3 separate regions of the Homo sapiens genome follow, and regions 1 and 2 are each linked to region 3. Evidence: read pairs that join two places in POLR2A ChIA-PET (ENCODE). Cell type or tissue: HepG2. All regions are shown on one strand.

What was found. ChIA-PET counts read pairs that join two places held together with the same protein. Peaks named below come from ENCODE experiments on the same cell type or tissue, not always from the same donor. Only the 100,000 strongest peaks of a DNase experiment are listed, where the experiment ranks them.
Region 1: POLR2A ChIA-PET joins it to region 3 with 6 read pairs; 5 of 35 experiments call an interaction of 5 or more read pairs at or near these places.
Region 2: POLR2A ChIA-PET joins it to region 3 with 5 read pairs; 2 of 35 experiments call an interaction of 5 or more read pairs at or near these places.

The regions. Positions count from the first base shown.
Region 1 is chr16:18,876,100-18,881,099 of GRCh38, reverse strand. It overlaps SMG1 (SMG1 nonsense mediated mRNA decay associated PI3K related kinase), which reads left to right. Exons shown (of 63, transcript NM_015092.5): 11 at 1,381-1,605; 12 at 3,868-3,969; 13 at 4,707-4,976. Among named protein-coding and RNA genes, the nearest start is that of SMG1-DT, 48 kb to the left of the region's middle. In HepG2, no CTCF peak of the experiment used is centred here; no DNase peak of the experiment used is centred here.
Region 2 is chr16:19,092,429-19,097,428 of GRCh38, reverse strand. It overlaps LOC124903656 (a long non-coding RNA gene), which reads right to left. Exons shown (of 2, transcript XR_007065010.1): 1 at 3,952-5,000. Among named protein-coding and RNA genes, the nearest start is that of ITPRIPL2, 19 kb to the left of the region's middle. RefSeq lists enhancers at 1,657-1,716, 2,107-2,316. In HepG2, a CTCF peak has its summit at 2,644; DNase peaks (open chromatin) are centred at 2,188, 2,618 and 3,688.
Region 3 is chr16:18,953,709-18,958,708 of GRCh38, reverse strand. No RefSeq gene overlaps it. Among named protein-coding and RNA genes, the nearest start is that of TMC7, 28 kb to the left of the region's middle. In HepG2, no CTCF peak of the experiment used is centred here; DNase peaks (open chromatin) are centred at 948 and 2,588; H3K4me3 peaks cover 985 bases.

The DNA.
Region 1 (5,000 bases), 78 kb after region 3:
GTCACCCAGGCTGGAGTGTAGTAGAGCAATCATAGCTCACTGTAATCTTGAACTCCTGGGCCCATATGAACCTCCCACCTCACTCAGCCCTACAAGCGAGTGTCACCATACCCAGCTTTTTTTTTTTTTTTTCTTTTTAAAGTGGGGTGGTGCCATCACGACTCAGTGCAGTCTCTATCTCTTGGGCTCAAGTGATCTTCCCACTATAGCTCCTGCTAATTTTTTATTTTTGTAGAGATGGGGTCTCAGTGTTTCCCAGGCTGGTCTTGAACTTTTGGCCTCAAGCAGTCTTCCCACCTCAGCCTCCCAAAGTGTTGGGATTATAGACATGAGCCACTGTGCATGGCCAAGAATGCTTCCCCCTCCGCGCCCCCCCCCTTTTTTTTTTGGAGACATGGTCTCTGTTGCCCACGCTGGAGTGCAGTGGCACGATCTTGGCTCACTGCAGCCTTGACCTCCCAGGCTTAAGTGATCCTCCCACCTCAGCCTCTCAAGTAGTTGGGACTACTGGTGCGAGCCACCATGCCCAACTAATTTAAAAACAAATTTAGTAGAGATGAGGTGTTGTTATGTTGACATGGCTGGTCTCAAACTCCTGGACTCAAGAGAACCTTCCAGCTAATCCTGTCAAAGTGCTAGGATGATAGATATGAGTCACTGTGCCTAACCTCCAAGGATACTTTTAATGAAAACTATGGGTAGACTAAATAAAATCCTGTATGTATTGGTTGTTAAATATTATAGAAATATTTTTTAACATTTGCTCTGTTTTCTCCCCTATTTTATTAGAAATTTAGTACACAATTATTGGCCATTATAGTTAAGTGGGGGATTTTGTTTGTGTGTGTATTGGAAATAATATGATTTTTGAAGGTATTTTGTGGTAAGCATGAGAGTGCTTATCTTTCAAAAGAGACCATCAGTAGATAGAAACTTTAATAAGCTTAAAGTGACTTGTCTGTTTAGTTTTAAAAGATTGATTCCCAAAAGCCCAAGAGCTAGCTTGTAGTATGTGTGGGCAGGCTATTCCCATGCTGTCAATACCATTACTGTTGTGGTGGTGTATTTCATGATAAAGATTCTGAGCTTCCGCCATTTAGTGACATTGGGAGAAACGAAGTTGGGTATATGGGAAATAGAGGATGGCAGATTCCATTTCCTGTCATAATAGCACTTTAGGATTTTTTAGCCAAGATCATGTTTACATACTGTACTAAAGATATCATTATTATTCAACTACTGAGAACTAGAATATTAAGAGACTGCTGGCAAGGCAAGCAGTTAATTTTCAGTTGAAATTGCATTAAATAAAAAGTATTTTCTTGCTTTGTGGAAGCACGTGAATTTTTTTAAAAAGCTGCTTGTTTTCCCCATTTACAGGTTCTGTACAGAGTAATGAGATGTGTGACGGCTGCAAACCAGGTGTTTTTTTCTGAGGCTGTGTTGACAGCTGCTAATGAGTGTGTTGGTGTTTTGCTCGGCAGCTTGGATCCTAGCATGACTATACATTGTGACATGGTCATTACATATGGATTAGACCAACTGGAGAATTGCCAGACTTGTGGTACCGATTATATCATCTCAGTCTTGAATTTACTCACGCTGGTATGTGAATTATTCTTTTCCTTTTTAATGTGTTGGTTTATTCAGGCCCTTAAATCGATATGTAAGAAATTAAGGGCTTTGTCTGGGCATGGTGGCTCATGCTTGTAATCCCAGCACTTTGGGAGGCCAAAGCAGAAGGATTGCTTGCATCCAGGAATTCTGGCACAGCTTGGGCAATGTAGTGAGACCCCATCTGTACAAAAAGTCAAAAATTAGCTTGGTGTAGTGGCGTGCACCTGTAGTCCTAGCTACTCGGGAGGCTGAGGGAGGAGGATCGATTAAGCCCAGGAACTTGAGGTTGAAGAGAGCTCTGATTGTGCCACTGCACTCAGCCAAGGTGACAAAAAAAGGCCCTGTCTCCAAAAAAGAAAAAAAAATAAGGGCTTTGCTTTATTATATTATTTTCTTAGAGTACATTCATCAGTTATAATCTGTGCTTTCATTTTAGTGTCTATTTACTTTTATTTTTAATGCAATTTTTTTTTGAGACAGGGTCTCACTCTGTTGCACAGGATGAAGTGCAGTGGCATGATTTTGGCTCACTGCAGCCTTGACCTCTTGGGCTCAGGTGATCCTCCCACCTCAGCCCCCCAGGTAGCTAGGACTACAGGCGTGCGTCACCACACCTGGCTAATTTTTTGTATTATTTTGTAGAGATGGAGTTTTGCCATGTTACCCAGGCTGGTCTTGAATTCTTGGGCTCAAGCAATCCACCTGCCTTGGCCTCCCAAAGTACTGGGATTATAGGTATGAGCCACTCTACCAGGCCTCTATTTTTACTGGTTGATAGCTAGTCTCAGTGTAGCTTTACTTGTGTTTTTTGAGGAAACATTGCTCTATGCACCAGATTCTTTCTTTTTTTTCTTTTCTTTTCTTTTTTTTTTTTTTGTCACAGGATCTTGCTGTATTCCCCTGGTTGGAGTGCAGCGGTACAATCAGAGCTCACTGCAGCCTCAAACTCCTGGGCTCAAGTGATCTTCCCACTCAGCCTCCCGACTATCTGGGACTACAGATGCATGCCACCATGCCTGGCTAACCTTTGTATTTTTTGGAGAGAAGGGGTCTCACTACATTGTCTAGGCTGGCCTCAAATTCTTGGTCTCAAGTAATCCTCCTGCCTTGCCCTCCCAAAGTGCTGGGATTACAGGTGTGAGCAATCATGCCTGGCCTCCTTTAATTTCTTTTTTTTTTTTTTGTTGAGACGGAGTCTCGCTCTTTTGCCCAGGCTGGAGTGCAGTGGTGCAATTGTATTTTTAGTACAGACGGGGTTTCACCATGTTAGCCAGGATGGTCTCGATCTCCTGACCTCGTGATCTGCCTGCCTTGGCCTCCCAAAGTGCTGAGATTACAGGCGTGAGCCACCGCGCCCGGCTGGCCTCCTTTAATTTCTTAACCATAAATATCCTCCCCTCACTTTTATTATGGACATTCTGAAGCACATAAAAATAGGGAGCATAGTATAATAAATTTGTACATATTTAACACTCAGCTTCTATAATTAGAAACAAATGGCCCATCTGGTTTCATCTAGGCCTCTTTGCTATCCTTTCATCTCCAACTGGAGTATTTTAAAGCAAATTCTAGATGACATTCTGCTGAGCATTTCTGCCAGAATTACACCTCTTTTTACTAATGTGAAAAAATGCCCATGATAACTGTAAAATACGTGTGTCCTATTTAGGTGTCTAAACACTTTAATGTCACAGTATTAAGGCCTTAAAATATAGCTTAGATATATTTTTCTAAATTAAAAGACTATTTTTTAGATATACAGAAAATTGAGCAGAAAACAATGAGTTCCCATATACCTTCTTCATCCCAACAGTTTCCCCCTCATTAACATATTGTGTTAGTGTGGTACATTTATTACAAAGGAGCGAATATGGATATATTATTATTAACTAATTTTATAGTTTACTTTGTGTTATGTATTCTATGGACTTTAACATGTGTAATGACATGTATCCCCTATTACCAGTATCATACAGGATAGTTTCACTTCCCTAAAAATCTTTTATGTTCCACCCACTCCTTCCTCGTTCCCTCTCCCCACTCCTCCCTCCCTCCATCTTAAGCCCATGGCAATCCCTGATCTTTTTACTGTCTCCGTCGTTTTGCCTTTTCCAGAATGCCATGTAGTTGGAGTCATATAGTATGTAGCCTTTTCAATTGGCTTCTTTCACTTATCAGTGTGCATTTAAGGTTTCTCCATGTCTTTTTGTAATTGGAGAAGCTCATTTTTTAAAAATTTTATTCTTTTAGATTGTTGAACAGATAAATACGAAACTGCCATCATCATTTGTAGAAAAACTGTTTATACCATCATCTAAACTACTATTCTTGCGTTATCATAAAGAAAAAGAGGTAAGTAATACATTGATAATGAATTTTGACAACTTGAGTCACTGAAGAGTTGGACCTAATGTTGCTTACCAGGCTGTATAAGTGAAATTGAGTGAAATGTGAAATGTTTGATTTAGAATATAGTGATTGTATTTGTTCTTTTAAGTTTGTATTTCTTGAGAATCATACTGAATACTTTCATGAATGATGTGCCAGATACTCTTTTCAGACTATGCATCTTTTGCTGTTATTAAATTTATTATAAATTTATTATAAATTTAAATTTTCATAAGGGTAAAACAAGTTGACACATTTATAACGTTATAAATTAAGAAGTACTGTATATTTTGTAAACAAAAATGACTGGCTTTTCAACCACCCCCTAGTCAAATCCACCACAGACTTTCCTGGTAGATTTAAGAAACCCAGTCTTAAACTGCTGTTTGCATATGTCTTCTGATGTTGATTATTTAAAAAAAAAAAAAAACGGCCATTTCGGAAATTTCATATTGACAGTTTTCATTTATAGTACTCTGTATTTGTGATAAAACTTTATAGACTTGAAATAGCATACTGATCTGTGTCAGTTTTCTGACTGGTTTTTAAAAAGTTAAAATATTAAGTGCTACGGACAGTGAATTGATCGATCTTAAATTTATTTGTATCGTCAGCACTAATACAGATAGTGATTTATTTTCCATATAATTTTAGAAGATTTATTTTCCATTTATCACTTCCTTGAATTTTTTGTTTTTCAGGTTGTTGCTGTAGCCCATGCTGTTTATCAAGCAGTGCTCAGCTTGAAGAATATTCCTGTTTTGGAGACTGCCTATAAGTTAATATTGGGAGAAATGACTTGTGCCCTAAACAACCTCCTACACAGTCTACAACTTCCTGAGGCCTGTTCTGAAATAAAACATGAGGCTTTTAAGAATCATGTGTTCAATGTAGACAATGCAAAATTTGTAGTTATATTTGACCTCAGTGCCCTGACTACAATTGGAAATGCCAAAAACTCACTAATAGGGGTGAGTCTTTAATTGTAATGACTT
Region 2 (5,000 bases), 140 kb before region 3:
AAAAAAGAAGATGGTGCTGAAGTTGGGTTTCACAGAAGATGGTGCTGAAGTTGAGTTTCACACAAGTGTCTGCTTTTGCCTTCAGCAGATATGGGATAAGACTGCAGGAATTTTCAGAAAAGATGCAAGAAGAGTTGTCACATACTCATTTTTGTTTGCTTGTTTGTTTTTTGAGATAGAGTCTCACTCTGTTGCCCACGCTGGAGTGCCGTGGCTTGATCTCAGCTCACTGCAACCTCCACCTCCCAGGTTCAAGGGATTCTCCTGCCTCAGCCTCCTGAGTAGCTGGGATTATAGGCATGTGCCACCACACCCAGCTAATTTTTGTACTTTTAGGAGAGATAGGGTTCCGCCATGTTGGCCAGGCTGGTCTCGAACTCCTGACCTCAAGTGATCCACCCGCCTCGGCCTCCCAAAGTACTGGGATTAGAGGGGTGAGCCACCCCCTGGCCTTGTAGCATACTAATTTAATGATGAGCAGGTTAACTGGAACCTTCTGATCTGGAAAAGGTGGCTGGTTTGGAATATCGGTCACTTTTTTTCGTGCTATGTTAATGCCTCCATGGGTAACCAAATCGCTTCCAGTTTTTCCCTTAGGGTGAAACAGAGAAGCCTCATCACAAAATCCAATGACACCTAAACGCAATGCTCTTTGTTTTTTGTTTTCTTAGAGATGGGGTCTTGCTATGTTGCCCAAGCTGGTCTCGAACTCCTGGACTCAAGAAATCCTCCCACCTCAATTTATTTTATTTTATTTTTTGTAGAGATTAGGTCTGGGCTATGTTGCCCAGGCCGGTCTCTAACTCTGGGCTTCAAGTAACACCCCCGCATCCCCTCAACCGCCTTACCCTCCCAAAGTACTGGGATTATAGGCAGAAGCCACCACGCCCAGCCTACAATGTTTACAATTTGGTAATTTGTACCTCTAAGACTCTTCAGAAGAAAATACTTAGAAATGAAAATGGAACATATGAAAATGGACGGACATTGTCGATGTCTGGAATATAGTAAAGTCAAATTAGGGACACTTTTAATTTATGTGAATTCAGCTATAAGTATATGGCAGAAAGAGGACAGAGCGAGAAAGGAGTGGGAGGCTGGGCGCGGTGACTCACACCTGTAACCCCAGCACTTTGAGAGGCTGAGGTGAGTAAATCACTTGAGGTCAGGAGTTCGAGACCAGCCTGGCCCACATGGTGAAACCCTGTCTGTACTAAAAATACAAAAATTAGCCAGGCGTGGTGGTGGGCGCCTGTAATTCCAGCTACTCAGGAGGCTGAGGCGGGAGAATTGCTTGAACTTGGGAGGCAGAGGTTGCAGTGAGCCGAGATCACACCACTGCATTCCAGCCTGGGTGACAGAGCAAGACTCTATCTCACCAAAAAAAAAAAAAAAAAAAAAAAAAGAGGGAGAGAGAGAGAGGGAGAATATGGAAGAATGTGAAAGTCACAAACATTGCCGGGGAGTCCATCTACCTGTGAATCTTTGAAAGGCCTGTGAGAAGGGAACTGAAATTGGCTGTTGGCCCCTCAGGCTAGGCCAGTTTCCCCACCTGCTGGGTATGACTCATGTTTAAAGATTTCTATTTTCCTTCAACGTCATCCCTAGAAACAAATGTCTTACAGAACTATTAAATTAAGTTTAGCCTAAAGCCACTTTGGGAGGCCAAGGTGGGCAGGTCACTTGAGGTCAGGAGTTCAAGACTAGCTGGCCGACATGCTAAAACCTCGTCTCTACTGAAAATACAAAAATTAGCCAGGCATGGTGGTGCGTGCCTGTAATCCCAGCTACTTGGGAGGCTGAGGCAGGACAATCGCTTGAACCCGGGAGGTGGAGGTTATAGTGAGCCGAGATCGCGCCACTGCACTCCAGCCTGAGCAATAAAGTGAGACTTCGTCTCAAAAACAAAACAAAAAATAATAATAATAAAGATTTCTATTTTCCTTCAACATCATCCCTAGAAACAATGTCTTACAGAGCTGTTAAATTAAGCTTAACCTAAAGCTGCCTCCTAACATATTTTTAGTTCTGTGTAAAGGTTTCTCCATCCATAATGGACTGTAACCTAACTGGAGGTATAAACAGACCATAAACTACTCATGTGCCAATCACCGAGTTTTGCCCAATCACAGAAGGCCAACTGTTCAAGCCGTATCAAATAAAGCAAACACTGAGCTGTAACCAATCCAGCTGTTTCTGTACCTCACTTCCGTTTTCACTTTCCTTTCTCTGTCCATACATCTTCTTTGACCACGTGGCTGCACCAGAGTCTCCCTGAACCTATTCTGTTTCAAGGGCTGCCCAATTCATGAATCTTTCTTTGCTCAATTCAACTCTGTTAAATTTAATTTGTCTAAGGTTTTACTTTTGATAGAGCTCAACTGAAGAAATGCAGCGATGTGTTCCGGCCCTGGGAAAAAATAAACTATGTGTATGGAGTTCTTGGGAGACTCTGTACTCAAGGGCGTCTTTGACAATAGTGATTTTCACCATCCTGGCTGACCTTGGAACCTCCCCCGACCTCAGCTCCACATGGAAAGAGATGGAGAGAATGAACAGGTCTCTTACTCTGAAACCTTCAATAACTCTCGCTTAGAAATATTGGAGTCCATTGCAGTTTCAAATACTCTTGCTAGAGGGCATAATATCCTTCAACCTACCCCAACCCGTTGAATTCATGGAAATGTGGATGTAACTTCTAAATCCTCAGAAGCTAACTAACCTCGGGCTGGGCATGGTGGCTCTCACCTGTAATCCCAGAACTTTGGGAGGCTGAGATAGCAGGATCACTTGAGCCCAGGAGTTTGAGACCAACCTGGGCAACATAGTGAGACCCTGTCTACAAAAAAAAAAAAAATAGCTAGGCATGGTTGTGCCCACCAGTAGTCCCAGCCATTCGGGAGGCTGAGGCAGGAAAATTACTCGAGCCCAGGAGGTTGAGGATGCAGTGAGCCATGATCACGCCACTACACTCCAGCCTCCGGGATGCAGCGAGACCCTGTCTCAAAAAAAAAAAAAAAAAAATTAAAAAAGCTAACTTCCCAGTGATCTGGGACTCCTTGCTCCGGAACCTCTTGAGCAGCTTTTCTAAACCACCTCCCTGCTCACCTGATCGTGCTGCAAGATTGGCACTAACAAGATGCTCCTCTCTGCTGACAGTCACACTGGCAGCTTCTCACCTAGACACATAAGGCTCCCCCAAGCCTAGCCACCTTCTTTGTCACTTCATGCTCTGACCATCAGCTTGACAAAATGCCGAGTCGCCTTTGTGTACCTGGCTCTTGGACACAGAGGTCCTTCATTTTTCCTCCTTTGTTGAGGGCACTTTGTGAGCAAAGAAGGAGTGAATTTGGCTCTCTTTTTATAGCCCTATCTAAAGGTCAGCCTTTTTTTCCTGCAGCTGGAGGTGATCTACGCCACACCGTGCGCTTAAAAGTGATGGATCGTCAGCCCTGCCCTCGTGTCAGGGCTGTGCGGAGCACATAATCTACCTTCCATTTCTTCTGCAAAGCCACCTGAGGTTTAATTTGATGTGTTTCATTTCTGACCCTGCATGAAGGACCACCTCAACACCTGCATGTTTTAGGAGGTTTTGAACAATATCCACTTTGTCAATCACCTGGGATCTCCAGTCCACACCATGCCCAGTAGGAAGCCAGTGTTCACTTTGCATGAGTGAAAACTCAAAGCCCAAACTAGGCACAGCTTATCTTAACCACACAGAGGGATGGAAAAGGCAGGCAGCTATGTTTACTCAGAGTTATTTTAACAGAATGATCCTTGTCCTACTCTGTGACTTTTGTTCACCTAACAGGTATTTCTGTTTATTATAGATAATTCATTCAATATTCATTGATTCAAAAAATAGTGATTGTCTTTGTCCATTTTCTGTTGCTTATTACAGAATACCTGAAACTGGGTAATTTACAAGGAAAATAATTTATTACTTACAGTTATGGAGGCTGGGAAGTCCAAGGTTAAGGGGCCGCTCTGGTGAAGGCCTTCTTGCTGGTGGGGACCCTCTGCAGAGTCCCGAGATGGCACAGGGCATCACAGAGCAAGGGGGTTGAGTGTGCTAGCTCAGATCTCTCTTTCTCTTCTTATAAAGCCGCCAGTTCTAAAGCCTGTAGTCCCAGCTACTCAGAAGGCTGAGGGAGGAGAATTGCTTGAACCCAGGAGGCAGAGGTTGCAGTGAGCTAAACTCCAGCCTAGGCAACAGGAGAGAGAGAGAGACAGAGACAGAGACAGAGAGAGACAGAGAGAAGAAATAAAAGCAGGAAGGAAAGAGAAAGAAAAAGAAAGGAAAGAAAAGAAAGAAAGAAAGAGAGAAGGAAGGAAGGAAGGAAAGAAAGAGAAGGAAGGAAGGAAGGAAAGAAAGAAAAAGAAAGAAAGAAAGGAAGGGAGGGAGGGAGGGAAAAGAAATGAGAAAAGAAAAGAGGGAGGGAGGAGGGAAGGAAGGAAAGAAAGAAAGAGGGAGGGAGGGAAAAGAAAAGAAATGAGAAAAGAAAAGAGGGAGGGAGGAGGGAAGGAAGGAAGGAAAGAAGGAAGGAAAGAAGGAAGGAAGGGAAAAGAAAATTGCAGATAATTTTTCTTTGGACACTATCAGATCCCTCAACAAACAATATCATCAGCCACACCCTTCTTCATCACCTTAAGAAGTATGGAGATGTGAAGTATATTTTATGTTCATGTGCTTTGATCAATCCCAATAACTTTCAATTTCCTAATTTCACATATGATAAATCTCCAAATGCCTCAAATAGGTCCATGGTCCTTCTGACCTATAAGTGAAATCATTACTAACTGCTGTGGATCTGAAAGGGAGACACAATGACTCCAACGAGTTGAGGATCATCCTTCCAAACCTCTCTACCTGTCAAGGAAATAGATTTGAAAGCAATGCAAGCAGGTGAAATTTCAGGTTTTAAGATTAATTAGATGTTGAGGGTGAGGCTGAAGAAAGAATACATGTTGGCCTCTAGTTTAGGCAACTGTGTGGA
Region 3 (5,000 bases):
GGTAATTTTTGTTTCCTTAACCTTAAAGTCCATCTTTTTTTTTTTTTTTCTTAGATGGAGTCTTGCTCTGTCACCCAGGCTGGAGTGCAGTGGCACAATCTCAGCTCACTGCAACCTCCACCTCCTGAATTCACGCCACATGCCATTCTCCTGCTTCAGCCTCCTGTAGCTGGGATTACAGGCACGCCCCACCATGCCCAGCTAATTTTTGTATTTTTAGTAGGGACGGGTTTTCCCCATGTTGGTCAGGCTGGTCTCAAACTCCTGACCTCGGGATCTGCCCGCCTCGCCTCCTAAAGTGCTGGGATTACAGGCGTGAGCCACTGCACCCGGCAGGGTCCATCTTAATCAAGAGGAGTCTGTTTTGGGCTCTCAGATGACAACACAAACACTTCCTCTTGTCTGGACTGAGACAAGATCCTAATAACTACTTGCCCACAAGATGGGAACACAGCAGGAACCAGCTGTGGGGATTTGGAAAACAGTCCAACAGCAATTTTTTCCACACAGCACACTATTCTGTTCAGAATCTTGAACCTGGCTATAGTTAAGGGAGCCGCACCCACAGATATAAGCCAACTACCTAACTCAGAGATCTTCAGTAGCTTCTCTTGGCCTTCACCATGGTCTGCGTAGCCTGGTTCATTGCAGCAGTCAGGGCTCAATGCAGAAATACTATGAGCTATGGGATAAGAGAGTTACTCTAGGAATTAGACCTTACAGAATCATAGGAGAAGCTGGGGAAGGGACAGACTAGGAGGAAAGTTGGAGGCTCAGAGGAGGTACTGGCCAGTCCATCTGAGTAGCCAGGCACATTTAGTCACTGAAAGAGGATGGCCAAGGGAACGCTCTATGGTAACCTGTGCCTGTATGTAGCTACTACCACCAAGCACCTGGTGGTGGGCCTGGGGCTGTGTTGGTCATCAGGGTCAGAAGTCAGGAGAAGAGCTAGATGCAGAGGACAGCAAGGACAAACTGGAGCCCACAGGTATCTGTGTCTATTGCCACATCTAACCACAGTGGCCTTGGGGGATGGCTGCTGCTCACTTGCACCTGCCTCTTTCAGCCAAGTCTAACTGTGGCTAGAATCCCTGAAGACATAATTTCAAGCTAGAGTCTCCCTCTGTCACCCAGGCTGGAGTGCAGTGGCATGATCTCGGCACACTGCAACCTCTGCCTCCCACGTTCAAGTGATCTTTGTGCCTCAGCCTCACAAGTGCTGGCCACCATGCCCATGTTTTTTGTTTGTTTGTTTTTTTGAGATGGAGTGTTGCTCTGTTGCCCAGGCTGGAGTACAATGGCGCGATCTCGGCTCACTGCAACCTCTGTCACCCGAGTTCAAGCGATTCTCCTGCCTCAGCCTCCCAAGCAGTTGAGATTACAGGCACACACCACCATGCCCAGCTAATTTTTGTATTTTTAGTAGAGATGGGGTTTCTCTGGGTTGGTCAGGTTGGTCTTGAACTCCTGACCTCAGGTGATCTGCCCGCCTCGGCTCCCAAACTGTTGGGATTACAGGCGTGAGCCACCGTGCCTGGCCAAAACTTTTTTATTTTTTGAGAGAGAGAAAGAGAGAATTTTACTCTGTCAACAAGGCTAGAGTGCATTGGCACAATCACAGCACACCATGGCCTCAACCTCTTGGGCTCAAGTAATCCTCCCACCTCAGCCTCCCAAAATCTGTGATTGCAGGGGTGAGCCACCATGCCCAGCCTCCCATATAACTTTTGACTCCCCCATAACTTAACTACTAATAGACTACTATTGACCAGAAGCCTTACTGATAACCTAAAGCCAATTAATGCATGCTTTGTTTTGTTTTGTTTGTTTGTTTTTGAGACTGAGTCTCACTCTATTGCCCAGGCTGGAGTGCAGTGGTGTGATCTCAGCTCACTACAATCTCCACGTCCTGGGTTCAAGTGGGAGGCTGAGACAGGAGAATTGCTTGAACCCAGGAGGTGGAGCTTGCAGTGAGCCAAAATTGTGCCACTGTACTCCAGCCTGGGCTACAGAGCAAGACTCCGTCTCAAAACAACAAAAGTCTTCACCTCCTTGTCTTCACATTGAGGAGGCTGAGAGGAGGTGGAAGAGGAGGGGATGGTCTCGCTGTCTTAGTGATACAGGAGATAGAAAGAAATTATTTAGGCAGACAATGACGGCAAGAGAGTCCTCAGTAGAACTTCCCTTCTAACAAAAAAAAAAAGCCCAAGAAATCACTTTCTAAAAAGGAGCAGCCTGAAAGATCAGGCTGCAAACATAGATAGGGAAACTGGAAGCTTGCACGGGGGAATGCCGGCAGCTGCATGAATAGAAAGGACGACCCGGGGCCAGGCAGGTCCACCGTGGGGGCAGCTGCATGGATAGAAAGGACGACCCGGGGCCAGGCAGGTCCACCGTGGGGGCAGCTGCATGGATAGAAAGGACGACCCGGGGCCAGGCAGGTCCACCGTGGGGGCAGCTGCATGGATAGAAAGGACGACCCGGGGCCAGGCAGGTCCACCGTGGGGGCAGCTGCATGGATAGAAAAGACGACCTGGGGCCAGGCAGGTCCACCATGGAGGCTCCACCTTCCCTTTTTTGTTAGCACATGCGCAGTGTGAAAGAAATAAGCAACATGGAGTAGCTCAGGCAGAGGATACACCTGCATAATAAACAATTGAAGTGGGGGCTGCCAGAGATTCAAGCCCTATGCATACGGCACACCTGGTCCTAACCAGTTTTCCGTGCCCTGTGTAGATCAAATACCGCCTCCCACTAGCTCATCTGTAAAAACCCTTGCGATTCACTGAGCTTCAGCAACCCATTTTTCCAGGACCCCTCTCTGTAGCAGGGAGCTATTCTCTTTCTTTCACCTATTAAATTTCTACTCTAAACCTCACCTTTTGTATGTGTTCAAGTCCTTGATCTCTATGGCCATGAGACCAAGAACCTTGGGTGTCACCCCAGACATTAAGGCTGCTTCATTAGGGGTAGCAGAGGTGGAAGCAAATCCACATAGAAGTGGACACCTGCTCAGTTCAAAGCCGTGTTGTTCAAGGGTCCGCTGTGTGTAACTATTGGTTCCATTTATTTGTAGAACCCTATTACTCCCTCTCTCCTGCCTCACTTTATTTTATTTTATTTTGTTACAGAGTCTCACTCTGTTGCCCAGGCTGGAGTGCAGTGGTGCAATCTCGGCTCACAGCAAACTCCACCTCCTGGGTTCAAGTGATTCTCCTGCCTCAGCCTCCCAAGTAGCTGGGATTACAGGTGCCCACCACCACACCTGGCTAATTTTTATATTTTTAGTAGAGACGGGGTTTCACCACACTGGCCGGGCTGGTCTCGAACTCCTAACCTCAAGTGATCTGCCCGCCTCGGCCTCCCAAAGTGCTGGGATTACAGGCGTGAGCCACCTCACTCTTCTTTCTGCTCTCAGATGTTGCCACATTCTTTCACACTTCAGGGACCCTTTTTTTTGAGATGGAGTCTCACTCTGTAACCCAGGCTGGGGTGCAGTGGCATGATCTCAGCTCACTGCAACCTCTGCCTCCAGGGTCCTGATTCAAGCAATTCTCCTGGCTCAGCCTCCCTAGTAGCTGGGAGTACAGGAATGCACCACCACGCCCAGCTAATTTTTGTATTTTTAGTAGAGATGGTGTTTCACCATGTTGGCCAGGCTGGTCTTGAACTCCTGACCTCGTGATCCACCCACCTCAGCCTCCCAAAGTGCTGGGATTACAGGTGTGAGCCACCACACCTGGCTGAGGGACCTTTGCTTCTATAATAGCTGATAATCTTTTCCCCCTCACCAAATCTCCATCTAGCCCCTTCTTCCTCATCCCCTAAGACCCAGCTAATGTCATTTTCCTTGGACTTCCACTATAAATGATACCCTAGATATTTTCTCTCACATACACAATTGGGATTGTACATATGCAACACAGAGACAAGTTCATAACACAGCTTTGGGTTATACATTGACTTACTTGCAGTTATCTCTTTCTTGTGCCAGCTCTGAAGCTCCTTGAGGGTAAGGAGTATGTCTATTTTATTCACCATTGCATATAGTAGGTACCTTAAAACATATTTATTAAATGAGCAAAGCAGCCTGACGCAGTGGCTCACGCCTGTAATCCCATCACTTTTAGAGGCCAAGGCAAATGGTATCACTTGATCTCAGGAGTTTGAGACCAGCCTGGGCAACATGGCGAAACCCCATCTCTACAAAAAAGTTTCCTAAAAAATTAGCTAGGATCGGCCATGGTGGCTCATTCCTGTAATCCCAACATTTTGGGAGGCCGAGGCAGGTGGATCACCTGAGGTCAGGAGTTTGAGACCAGCCTGGCCGACATGGTGAAACCCCATCTCTACTAAAAATACAAAAATTAGCCAGACATGGTGGCACGCACCTATAGTCCCAGGTACTCAGGAGGCTGAGGCAGGAGAATCATTTGAACCTGAGAGGCGGAAGTTGCAGTGCATTCCAGCCTGGGCAACAGAGCCAGACTCTCTCGGGGGAAAAAAAAAAAATTAGCCAGGTGTGGTGGCATGTGCCTGTAGTCCCAGCTACTTGGGAGGCTGAAGTGGGAGGATTGCTTGAGCCCAGGAGGTTGAGACTGCAGTGAGCCTATATCGTACCACTGCACTCCAGGCTGAATGACAGAGCAAGACCCTGTCTCAAAAAAAAGAAAAAAAAAAGAAAATGAGCAAACCTAGTCATTTTGAAGGCCAATGTTTGACATGTATTTTAGAGAGAAAACAAAATTGGTCCCTTGCCTAATATATGGTGGTGTTTTGCTATATAATTTATGGTCTACATGTAACAAAACAAAAGAAAGCAATATTTAAAAACTGCCAGGAGGCAAAAATTAGCCTTACCACACACCAATCCTGCCTGGGTTCCCTCCAGGGCTGGAAAAACCATTTAGAAGCAATTGCTGAAATTTTGTTTGTAGCCTAATTAAATAACCAGCTCTCACCAGGAGTTTTAATGGCCAGCCTAAGAGGTCCAGAAAGTT